Regions from separate parts of the Homo sapiens genome. Here region 2 is linked to region 1. The links are chromatin loops, found by intact Hi-C in ENCODE. Cell type or tissue: GM12878. All regions are shown on one strand. Each heading gives the region's core, and the rest is flanking DNA. Links, peaks and the distances in the headings are about the cores only.

The links. Hi-C counts contacts between places; a loop is a spot of excess contacts. Peaks named below come from ENCODE experiments on the same cell type or tissue, not always from the same donor. Only the 100,000 strongest peaks of a DNase experiment are listed, where the experiment ranks them.
Region 2: it touches region 1 in a loop (2.1-fold over the local background); 5 of 110 quality-filtered maps call a loop at or near these places.

Annotation. Positions count from the first base shown.
Region 1 is chr3:59,775,359-59,780,739 of GRCh38, reverse strand. All of the region lies in intron 8 of FHIT (fragile histidine triad diadenosine triphosphatase), which reads left to right. All of the region lies in intron 6 of CFAP20DC-DT (CFAP20DC divergent transcript), which reads right to left. Among named protein-coding and RNA genes, the nearest start is that of CFAP20DC-DT, 690 kb to the right of the region's middle. In GM12878, for the core only: no CTCF peak of the experiment used is centred there; no DNase peak of the experiment used is centred there.
Region 2 is chr3:59,836,720-59,842,100 of GRCh38, reverse strand. The region is part of intron 8 of FHIT (fragile histidine triad diadenosine triphosphatase); the gene reads left to right. Among named protein-coding and RNA genes, the nearest start is that of CFAP20DC-DT, 750 kb to the right of the region's middle. In GM12878, for the core only: no CTCF peak of the experiment used is centred there; a DNase peak (open chromatin) is centred at 2,100.

The sequences.
Region 1 (5,381 bases), core at 144-5,143:
CTGCTTCTGGTTCACCTTCTTGAGGTATCCTCACATGGTGGAGAGAAAGAGCTCTGGTCCTTCATGTCCTTATAAGGGCACAAATCCATCCTGGGGCTCCACCTTCATGACCTCATCTAACCCTAATCACCTCTGCGAAGGCCCTACTAACAAATATCTTAACTGGATTGTGGTGTTAATGAATTTTGGGGAAGTGGTGGGGGCACACACATTCAGTCCATACCACCCTGGAACTCCAGGGATTAAAGCTGAGAAGTCAGAGTGGAAGAAGGTAGAGCCAGTGTGCTCTCCTGATTCATTCCTGTACATAGAGAAGGAACCAGACACATGGAATGCAAATTCCAGTTGCAACACATTTTGTAGCTTGGACTGTTCACTGTAATCCACTGACATTCTACTTCTTCATCTGTAACAAGAACAAAGCAATCCTAATACCAATCACTATCATTTATTGGGCCCGTTACATATCAAACCCTAAGCTGAGCTGGAACTTTACCTACAGTGTGTCTTGGTGAGTTCTCACCTTAGCATTTCAATGCCAGTGATGGTGTCTCCATTTGAGGAGATAAGAGTGTCTATGAAAGATTGACCAAAAATCCCTACTTGTCAGGGATCCTGAGAAAATCCAGCGACATGGCAGGAGACAGCCACACACAGGGACCCATAGATAGTGTCCATTTCTATGGGAAGAGGGGTAAAATGGACTTTCGTGGAACTACTATGAGGCAGGCTATGCTTGTGGCTTTCACCCACCTTCTGCCTAGCAGTTGTTTCAGGAAAGTCCATTTTACTCCTTTTCCCAAAGAGATGGATGTTACCTGTGTGTCCGTGTGGTCATGCACTTTAGAATCCTTCTCCTCTCATGGGATGGGAGTTTCCTTACAATTTGTTTATCCCTCATGTATTTATCGAACAGTGCTAAGTGCTGGGAGCATGGCAAGGCACTGAACTGGCTCTGTTGTCTACTGCATTTCAAGTCAAAATGGAGGTGAAGGAAAAAGAGGTACAGGATTGGTCCCATGGGGAGAGACACTGACTTGAGGATTTCCTGATAACCTCGTATGCCCGGATCAGTGTATCAAGGCCTTTTATTGTTCTGTATTACTGATTACTACATATTTGGGTAGTGTAACTTAGCTTATAAGAAGAAACTGGTGTTTTGAAAAAATGATGTTTTCATGAATGGAAGGCATACATACCCTTTATGCCTGCCTCATGTAACTAAAGCCTTATTTATGTTAATGGCAAATGGAGCTAATGTAGCACACAGGATAAATCATCTCAGCTCAGAATTCTAATTGAAGGCTCCCTGGAAACCAGGCAGACAACCACCACAAAGGCAACCCATGGACAAAGCCCAGGAATGGCTTATGTACGTTAAGGTTTGATTCTGTTGGCTTCAGCTTCCTGGAACCTGCCTCTCGGTACCTGTCCAGAACAACTCTCTCTCTTCCCTTAACAATATATACGTTTCTGATCACAGTGGTTTCCAAAAGCACCCCTAGAGTCTGAGTGGCACCTAATGATGGCATCTCTTTCTAGAAAGTCTTTATGTCCAAGCTAATGAGCCAACAAATATATGGCCAATGTTTCATGGAGTCTGCAAACTTGGATGTGATTTTCTTCCCTGGCTGAAGTCAGGGTAATGCCAAGCTATTAGCTTAAACTTAAATCAGTACAAGTAATCAGTAGTGCCCATTCTCTTCCTTTCTAACAGTGGAATAAGGGCAGGTCCACCATCTGGTATAGGCATTAGCCACTTTGAGTTAGTCTTTGTCAGGTTAAGTATATTCAAATCCATGTAACTGTGAGGTTTCTTACAAAAGCTAGTTGATTCATGGGAAGGAGTAAAACAAAAGACTAGCAGGAACCCCAGGTCAGCAGCTCCAGGTCCACTCACTGTTTTCTAAGCGCTTTAGAAAACTTAAGGTAAATAATAAATCTATGTTTTTCTCCACAAGACCCTTAAGGTTCTTATGATTCAAAGCCTGTTTCTCTACATGACAAGCCTAAAGTACTCCCCAGTTCTTTAGAAGGGACAGAAGTCTCTGTCCCAGGGGTTGTCCAGTTGTGGCCCACATGCCAAGTTGGACCTGCTGCTTGTCTTTGTAAATAAAGTTTTATCGGAACACAGCCAAGTCTGTGTATGATCTGTGGCTCCTTTTTCACTACAGTGGCAGAGTATTTGTGGCAGAGACCATATGGCCTGAAGAGCCAGAAATAGTTACTCTCTGGCCCTTTACAGTAAAACATTTGCTTACCCCTGCTCCATCCTAAAATGGGGAAAAAAGTTTAAACTACATGCTACAATACAAGCTCTATGAGGCCAGGGGCCATTTTGGTTTTGTTCACCTGTGTATTACCAGGGCCTCCTGGGTTATGGTCATTCAACAAATGGAAGATTTTAGACTTCCTCCCACTCCCTACAAGTTTGCGTCACTTTTACTCTTTATCCATTCCCCTCCCACTGACTATAGGATTGAAGTCCCAGCTTTATCATCTGTCTTCAATCTTACCTCCTCCATTAGCATTTTGTGAGCTTCTAAATAAATGGTGCTCTTCATTCAGTAGATACTTATTGATCCCTGATAAAGTTCCAGGCACTGGGGGATAGAGGGGTGAACAAACCAGATCAGACCCAGACCGCCAAAGAGATTACTCTAGTAGGAGAGACAGAAAAAACCAATTAAACACACAGACATCTCAGAGAGTGAGAAGGAAATGAAACTTGGTATGATAAAGAAAGTATTTATGCATATGAATTTGGTTAGAGGGGTTAGAAAAGGCCTCACCAAGGAGGTAACATTTCAACTGATAACTAAATGAGAAGCTGTAAGCCCGGGGAAACCTGGGGTAGAGAGTTTTCTAAGCAGAGTGAATAGTGATTGCAAAAGCCATACATCCAGGATGAGCATGGCATGTTCAGGAAACAGAAGGGAGGCCAGTGTGCCCGGAGCATTGGTGAGCAGGCAGAGGAGTTGTGGTTAAAGAGGCAGACGGTGGCCTAGAGGTCTTCAGGGCCTAGCATGACATTAGAGTTAGAAGGTATTAGGCAAGGGAATGACATGATCTGATTTAACTTTTAAAAGGGTCACTCCCTGGCTGGATTAAAGAGAGGTAAAAGTGCAAGCAAAATTATCACAGTGGTTTATATCAGAGATGATATAGTGGAGGTGGAGAGAAATAGGCCCTTTGGGATGTGCCTTGGAAGCAGGTAGAATTTGTTCATGGATTGGGTGCAAAGGCTCAGAAGCTAAGAAGAATTGCTGGTTTTTGGCTCGAGTAACCAGCTGGATGATAGTGCTATTTACTTTACAGACTGAAGTAGGGTAGGAGAGTTACAAGTCAGGGGTTTTTTTTTTATCTTTGGGTGATAAATATAGGTGCCCACTACACATGCGAGAGGAAAGATTAGATGAGCCATTAAACACGCATGGTTGGAACTCATTAAACGTTCCAGGCTAGAAACATAAATGTGGGAGTCATAGGAGATAGTATTTAAAGCCATGGCCTTGAATGAGACCACCTGGTTGGGAAGAGCAGTAGAATAAAGTAAGAGAGCTGAGAATCAAGCGTGGGCCACCCTGACATTTCGAAGGTGGATATGGGAGAAGGGAAATCCTTTCTAAGCAGACAAAGGCAACTACAAGTGCACAGGGCCTAGACATGGACCGTGCTTGGAGTTCTTGAAGAATGTGACGAGAGCACAGTGAGCATGGGAGACACTGGAACAAAATGAGGTCAGAGAGGAGTTTAGATTTTATTCCATGTGTGGTGGGAGGGCATGGAATGAACATGGAACAGGAGTTATAGGTTAAGAATCGGAGTTCTGAAGTCAAGAAACCTGAGCTTGTCAATAAATTCTGCTACTTACTGGGCCAGGTCACCTGTTTGTGCCTTAATTTCCTCATCTGTAATAAAAGGATGATATTAATACCACAAAGGGCTGTTGTGAAATGAAATAATATATGCAATGTGCTTGGATCAGCGCTGAGCACACATAAGTAAGTGCTCAATAAATGTCAGCTCTGATTATTATTGAAGGGGAGAATCATTTGATCTGGTTTATGTTCTTAAATGATGCTGGACTGTAGGGAGTCAAGAGTAGAAGCAAGGGGTCCATTTAGGAGGCTGCTGTCATCAGGGGGCACATGGTTCTTTTTTCAAACCCCGAGGAGTCTCTCCCCTTTCCCTGCTGTTTCCTGGATGGCCCATCACTGTCTCACTGTTCTCTGAGCTAGTGGAGCCAGTCAGGCCCTTACTTTGCACATAGCCTGTGCAATGTCCTGTATTATTATTTATGTCACATCTCTGTGACTGAGTCATGGGCCTGTCTTGCCACTTTTTGTTTTTGGACCCTGCCCTCAGGTCCCTAATCAGAGTGTGATGGTGAGCACTTGTAGCTGTCACCTCCACTGAAGAGAACAGCAGCGGTCTGTCTCAGTACCCTGGAAATACGTGCAAGCCACAGCCCATTTCAGAGGAAATTCTAGTTGTAGAACCCCGGAGCAGAAAAGCTATGGGACTCTGGCCTGAGTGCTGTTAGAAACCAGCCAGGAGGAAGGCCCATTCCCAAAGGGGAGGGCTTCCAGCCCATGCTGCCAGGATGGGCTTCTCAGCAGGAATACAGTTTTCAGGCTCATTTAACTCCTGTGGACACATGTAAGGAGCTGGGCAGGCAATTCGAATTCATTTTCGAGGTGACAGCGCCAAACTTTGGCTGTGTTAGCTCACAGAAACATTAATGGGATAATGTGCTCCATCATGGAGAATGAGAATCAAAAAAGGCTTTAATGGGGCTTCATTATCTCCATCTGTCCATCCATCACTTCTTCTCCATCGCTCACCACTTGAGAAATGAGAACACCCCCAAACTAATTAGATTTATCCTAATCTCCTTTCTGTACCATCCATCCTCTCAGAGGCCATCTGTGAGTGTAGAGTTCAGACCTTTAAGAATTATGCTAATCAGTCTTTTTCTCATTTAAAGCGTTCATCTGATGACCACAATCTGAAACTTCTGGCTGTGACAAAGGGGAAACCATTCTAAGATTTCCTGCTAATTTCAAACACCCTCATCCTCACATACAGGCCACATAAGGGCCAGTTTCTAAGAAAAGAGCTAAGGATCTTTGAGCCAGGTAACAAGTTTTTTTAAAAGTGTGAGGAGAATTTTAATTGGTTTATAATATGAGTGGGAGATGATTTGCATTCATTTATAAAATCAAAAAGGAAGGTGCCTGAGCTGTTAAACTCGGGAATGGATTGTGTGTTTGAGTGGTGCGACCACTGATGTATAAAATGCACAGGAGAACCAATTCACTGAGGTAGGCACCTAGAGGAAAATTACTTACAACTAGATTTTCAGACCTTCTGCATCT
Region 2 (5,381 bases), core at 106-5,105, 61 kb before region 1:
TAGAATGGTAGTTGCCAGAAGCTGGGGGGAGGGAGAATGGGGAGTTGTTATTTAATGGGTATAGAATTTCAGTTTTACAAGACGAAAAAGAGTTCTGCACATGGTTGGTGGCAATTGTAGCCCACAATGTAAATGTACTTATTGTCACTGGACTGTACACCTAAAAATAGCCAAGATAGTAAATTTTAGATTATGTGTATTCTACCACAATAAAAGAAATTGGAAGAAAATATCAGTGGTAATCCTTCCCAACTCTATAGATACCCCTGACCCTGCTAATCCCATAGGTCTCAATGCACGATTGGTTTTCTTTATAATCAAACTTGGCTGGTTTCTGTTTATTAAAAAGATAGTTTTAAAGGATTGTCTGGGTTTCAGGAGTGTGTGTGTGCATCAGTACACCCGTGTGTCATGGGTTGGGTTCTTGGGCTGCAGTGCTGAGATGGACTCTGGAGTACAAGATGTTTATTAGGCATCAACACCTGTGAAAGGAAGGGGCAGAAACAGGAGTGGGCAAGGTAGAAGCTGGACTTTGAGGTAGGCCCTCCAAAGCTTCACCCAAGCCAGTGGGGAGCCCTGGGTTCATTATTGCCTATCTGGATTGTTCCGTGATGAATGGAAACAGCAGCATCTTGTCACACCTGCCTCACTCTGTAGGAAATGAAAGCTGCCCAAGAAATGTATGGTCTTTAGGGAAGCAGCTCACTGGAGCTGAGGCCCATTCTCAAGTAGCTAATGGCTGAACAGTGCTTGCTAATCACTATCCACCTTACAGTTGGGAGGCCAAGTCCCTCCTTGAAGGGCAACCTGGGTGGTACATATCTGTGCCTACCACAATATGGGTGTAGACTTCAGCCCCACCCCACACACATACCTAGATCTAGTTTAGCATACAGCTGTGATCTTCCAGAATGACAGGTAACCCAGGCAAGATCATCTGACCTTTTCATTTATATCATTTTCTACCATCAAAGGGGCTATGGACTCTGCCAAGAATGTAGCAAGCCAACTTGACCTTCAGAGGTAAAAATGAAACCCGAAGACATGGCGAAAATTAAACCAACTCTTTAGCAAAATCTAGAGATGAAGTGAGGGCACCATTGGTTCCTGGGTGTTTTAATAGAATGTGGAAATGTGAAGCAGCTTCCAAATGACATTTATTAAGCTCCTAGTGTATTTGCTAAATGATGTACACCCTGCTATGTCATTTAAACCTCACAACAACCCTATGAGCCCAGGGCTGTTATTATCATCACCATTATATAGATGAGAAAACTGAGGTGCCCAAGGTCCCAGAGCTGTCAAGCACTGAGGCAGGGATATAAACCTAAGTAGTCTAGTCCTGCACAGTTTTAACTATTCCCTGAGGACCTGACCATTTTTCTGAACATATGTACTGGGGACGTTGAGTGATGTAACCACGCAAAAGACTGCAGCATAGGTGTCTGCATTTTGAGGATTGAGGCAAGGCTTCTACACACAAAATTATAAATGTAATAAACATACAGCATTGTCCATTCCTGCGTGCTTGCTTATGAATTGGCGATGGATTTCAGAAGGAGAAGAAATCTCCTACAGAAGGGACTGGTGTCAGCTGTGCCTTTACAATGGGTTAAAGATAATTTGAATTCATTGCCAACATTCAAAAATGAAGAGATTCCTCATTGAAATTTTGATAGATGGTTTCTTTCTTTTTTTTTTTTTTTTAAAGGGGGATAATCTGGTGACATGATGCACCTTCCTGTGAGCTGGCAATATGCTGAAGGAAGTGGGTTTGCCATCCTTATCAAAGGGCCCCTATAGGTGTCTGAGTTGGTAACCTCAGTGGGGCCACAAAAATAAGACATTATCTTATAATTACACAGTTGCATTTTGGCTCTCTGAATGGGAATGATGGGGAATCTGCAAGAATGGGGGAGTACTTCTGTTCAAGTGAGATGTCAAGATTTCACCTTGCCCATCCTTTTTGATTACCTGTAGTCAGAGGGAAACATAGCCCACAGAGTGACAGCTCTACCCTCTTCTGACTCCTCCTGTGGCTTTTCTGTAGCCCCCACTCACTGTAGCCTGGCTACTTAGAAGGGATTTAACTAAAAGTGAGAAGTGAGATTCAGTGGTGAAACATGAAACTGAAAAGTCAGTAAAAGAAGTCATCTTTAAGAGTGAGGTTTAATGCCAACTTCTCCCTTGAGGGACCTTGTCACTTCAAGCCTTTAATACCAGGCCTGACAAATATTTAGAAAATGTTCAGGACTTAACCGTTTTGCACAAGGAGAGGACATGATGCCCTGATAGATTTATTTTTTTTCTCCTTCATCTCTAGTATCTGTGATCCTCTGAATCCTGGTAAGGAAACAGGTCTCAGAGGCTATTCTCTGAGCAGTGTTTGGTAGAGAGAGATAATGGCACTGGGATTGAAGTAGATCTTCCCAGAAGAGAGTGAAAGGAGATAAAGAAGCCATGGCTGCCTGCTCAGGGAAGTGGAAAAGGAACTTCTTGATGGGCTTAACCTTATAAAAGTGTGATCTCTGGAGGAACCGGTGGGCAGTAAGGCAGAGCTGCTTCATCAACAAGTATTTAAGTACTTACCGGGTACAACATATTTAACTAGGGAAAATACATACTTAAAGATGACTCAGTCCTTTCTCCCAAGGAGGTTACAATGTATCTGGGGAGACCAGCTGTACTGTTGTGAAATAGTGAAATAATTATGGAAAGCCTGTATGGTACTAATGATAAGAGGTGGTTTTCTTTTTTCTTTTCTTTTTGTTTTTTTTTTTTTGAAAATGAAGTCTCGCTCTGTTGCCCATGTTGGAGTGCAATGGCATGATCTCAGCTCACTGCAACCTCTGCATCCCGGGTTCAAGCGATTTTCCTGTCTCAGCCTCCTGAGTAGGTGGGATTACAGGCATGTACCACCACGCCCTGCTATTTTTTTGCATTTTTAGTAGAGATGGGGTTTCACCATGTTGGCCAGGCTGGTCTCAAATTCCTGACCTCAAGTGATCCACCTGCCTCGGCCTCCCAAAATGCTGGGATTGGGGACATGAGCTACCGCGCCCAGCTGGGAGATGAGATGGTTTTCTTATTCTTTCTTTTGTGGAATAGATCTCTTTTTTTTCCTAAGTAAAGGTCACCCAGATCCCAAATATATAAATATAATTGATCAAGGTAGCGCAGCTCTGGTTGAAGTGTAGAGGCAGGGGCTGGAGGTCTGACAACCTAGCCCGCTTCAGTTTCCTACTTCCGCCTTCAAAGGCACCTTTGCCAAATCTAGGGCTCCTCAAAAAACACACAGGAAGACTGGAAAAAAATCTGAATGTGTACAAGTACTTTTGCTTGAGTTTCATGCTATCCCTTTGGAGAGAGAGCATTATCAATCTCCAGTCTCAGATAAGGAACCTGAGACACAGAGGGGTTACACAACTGGATCAAAACTCTCACCGCTTGCTCATTTTGGAGCTGGCATATGAGCCCAGGTCTCTAAACCTAAGCCCTCTAAACCTGCCACTCCACAGTAGAGCAGATGCTAGTGTCCCATGCCAGAGTAAGAGATGGAGGGATCAGGAAGGCCTTGGGAAGAAGACACAAGCTGAGATGGGTTCTGGAATCTACTTGGAATTTGAGTCTATGCAGAGGCTAGGAACGACATTCCAAGTGGGAAGAACAGCAGGAACAGTAGCTGGGGGTGAGGGAATAAATGTGGTTTGGAAAACAGGTTTGAATTAGTTTGTGAGAGGGTTGCAACCCAAGGTAACCTTGAACTCTGCCATCTAGACAATGAAGGCAGAAACATTGTAGCAGAATGGGGCCAAGAACACAGCAGGGTTTCAGGCAGGTTTGTCTGGGCATTGAGGGCAGGTTGTTTGGGTAGAGAGTGGGACTGGGGTCAGGGAACCTAGCTAGGGGAAAGCTGTAATATTTCAGCCTGGAGCGAGGAAGGCCTGTGCTAGTTATGAAGGCTAGAGGGGTGGAGGCTTTTCAAAAGCAGGAGTGGGACAGCGAGAGTGAATGACTGTGGAGAGCAGTGAGGAAAATGGAGACAAAATGACTTCTGGAATCTGATTCTGAGAGAGAGGATGGGAGATGATGGCAAGATGATGGTGATGGTGGCAATGACTGCAGCTAACATTTGCCCCAGGCTTACAGGGTACTAGGCACTGTTCTAGGCTCTTTACAAAGGCTGTCTGACTTCATCTGTCCACAACCTTCTGGGGCAGATATTACTATTATTCCCACACCACCCCCCCACACCACCACCATTTTACATTGCAGAAAACAGTGCAGAGAGGTTTTGTAACTTGCCCAGAGTCCTATAGGTAATGGATGCTGGAGGCAGTATTCCAACCCAAGCAGTCCAAGTCCAAACCCATTCCCTTCACCACTGTGCTATAGTGCTCCTCATAGAAAAACGTATCCACATAATGACAAGGGCAGAGAAGACCTTTGCCCAATTTGATAGAGAAAACCAGTTCTCTCAACTTTTGTTTACTTGTGTAATCCTGAATTTCTCAAATAGGATTCCATGGGACATTTTTATAAAAGATCTAATGAAAATGTTTACAGTTGGCCCTCCATATCCATGGGTTCAATCAATGGAGGATTGGAAATATTTGGGGGGTGGGGGGAATTGTGTTTGTACTGAACAAGTGCAGGCTTTTCTTTCCTTGTCATTATTCCCTAAACAATAAAGTATAACTATTTACGTAGCATTTATATTGTATTAGGTATTATACATAATCTAGAAATGATTTGAACGATATGTGAAGATGTGCATAGGTTATATGCAAATACTATGACATTTTATATCAGCGACCTGAACATCCGTGCATTTTGGCATCTGAGGGAGGTCCTGGAACCAATTTCCCATAGATACCAAGGGATGACTGTATTGGTTCAGGGAAAGGTGACTTAAAATTAATCAGGCTTCTATACTCCAGGACTACTCAGCCATTTTTAGATAATAGAATAATGTGTTCTGAGAATTGCCAGATGGAGCCTGTACAAAGAAGTGTCTCCTAAGCAAATCCAAAAAACTGAACTCTTTTTTTTCTCACAGAAAATTAACTGTGTTTCTCCAAATACTAGTGTTGAATGGAATATAATTTAGAAATGATAGCATAGACGTATAGTGAGTTTAGGACTAGAAATAGCACTATAACAAGTCAAATCTTACCATGCGAAGGTAAGAAAGTGTCTTAATTACAATCCTGGGCCATTCTGCCTTTGCAGGGGCCTCATTTAGTCATCACTCAGACTTGCATCACTGTTCGGGCCCCTCCAGCCCAGTGTCTGCATTTCTCTTGACAGGTGGCTTCCTTCTGAGGCCATGTGTAACACACATGGCAGGCATTCTTTCTCCCTAGTAGGAAGTGGCTGCA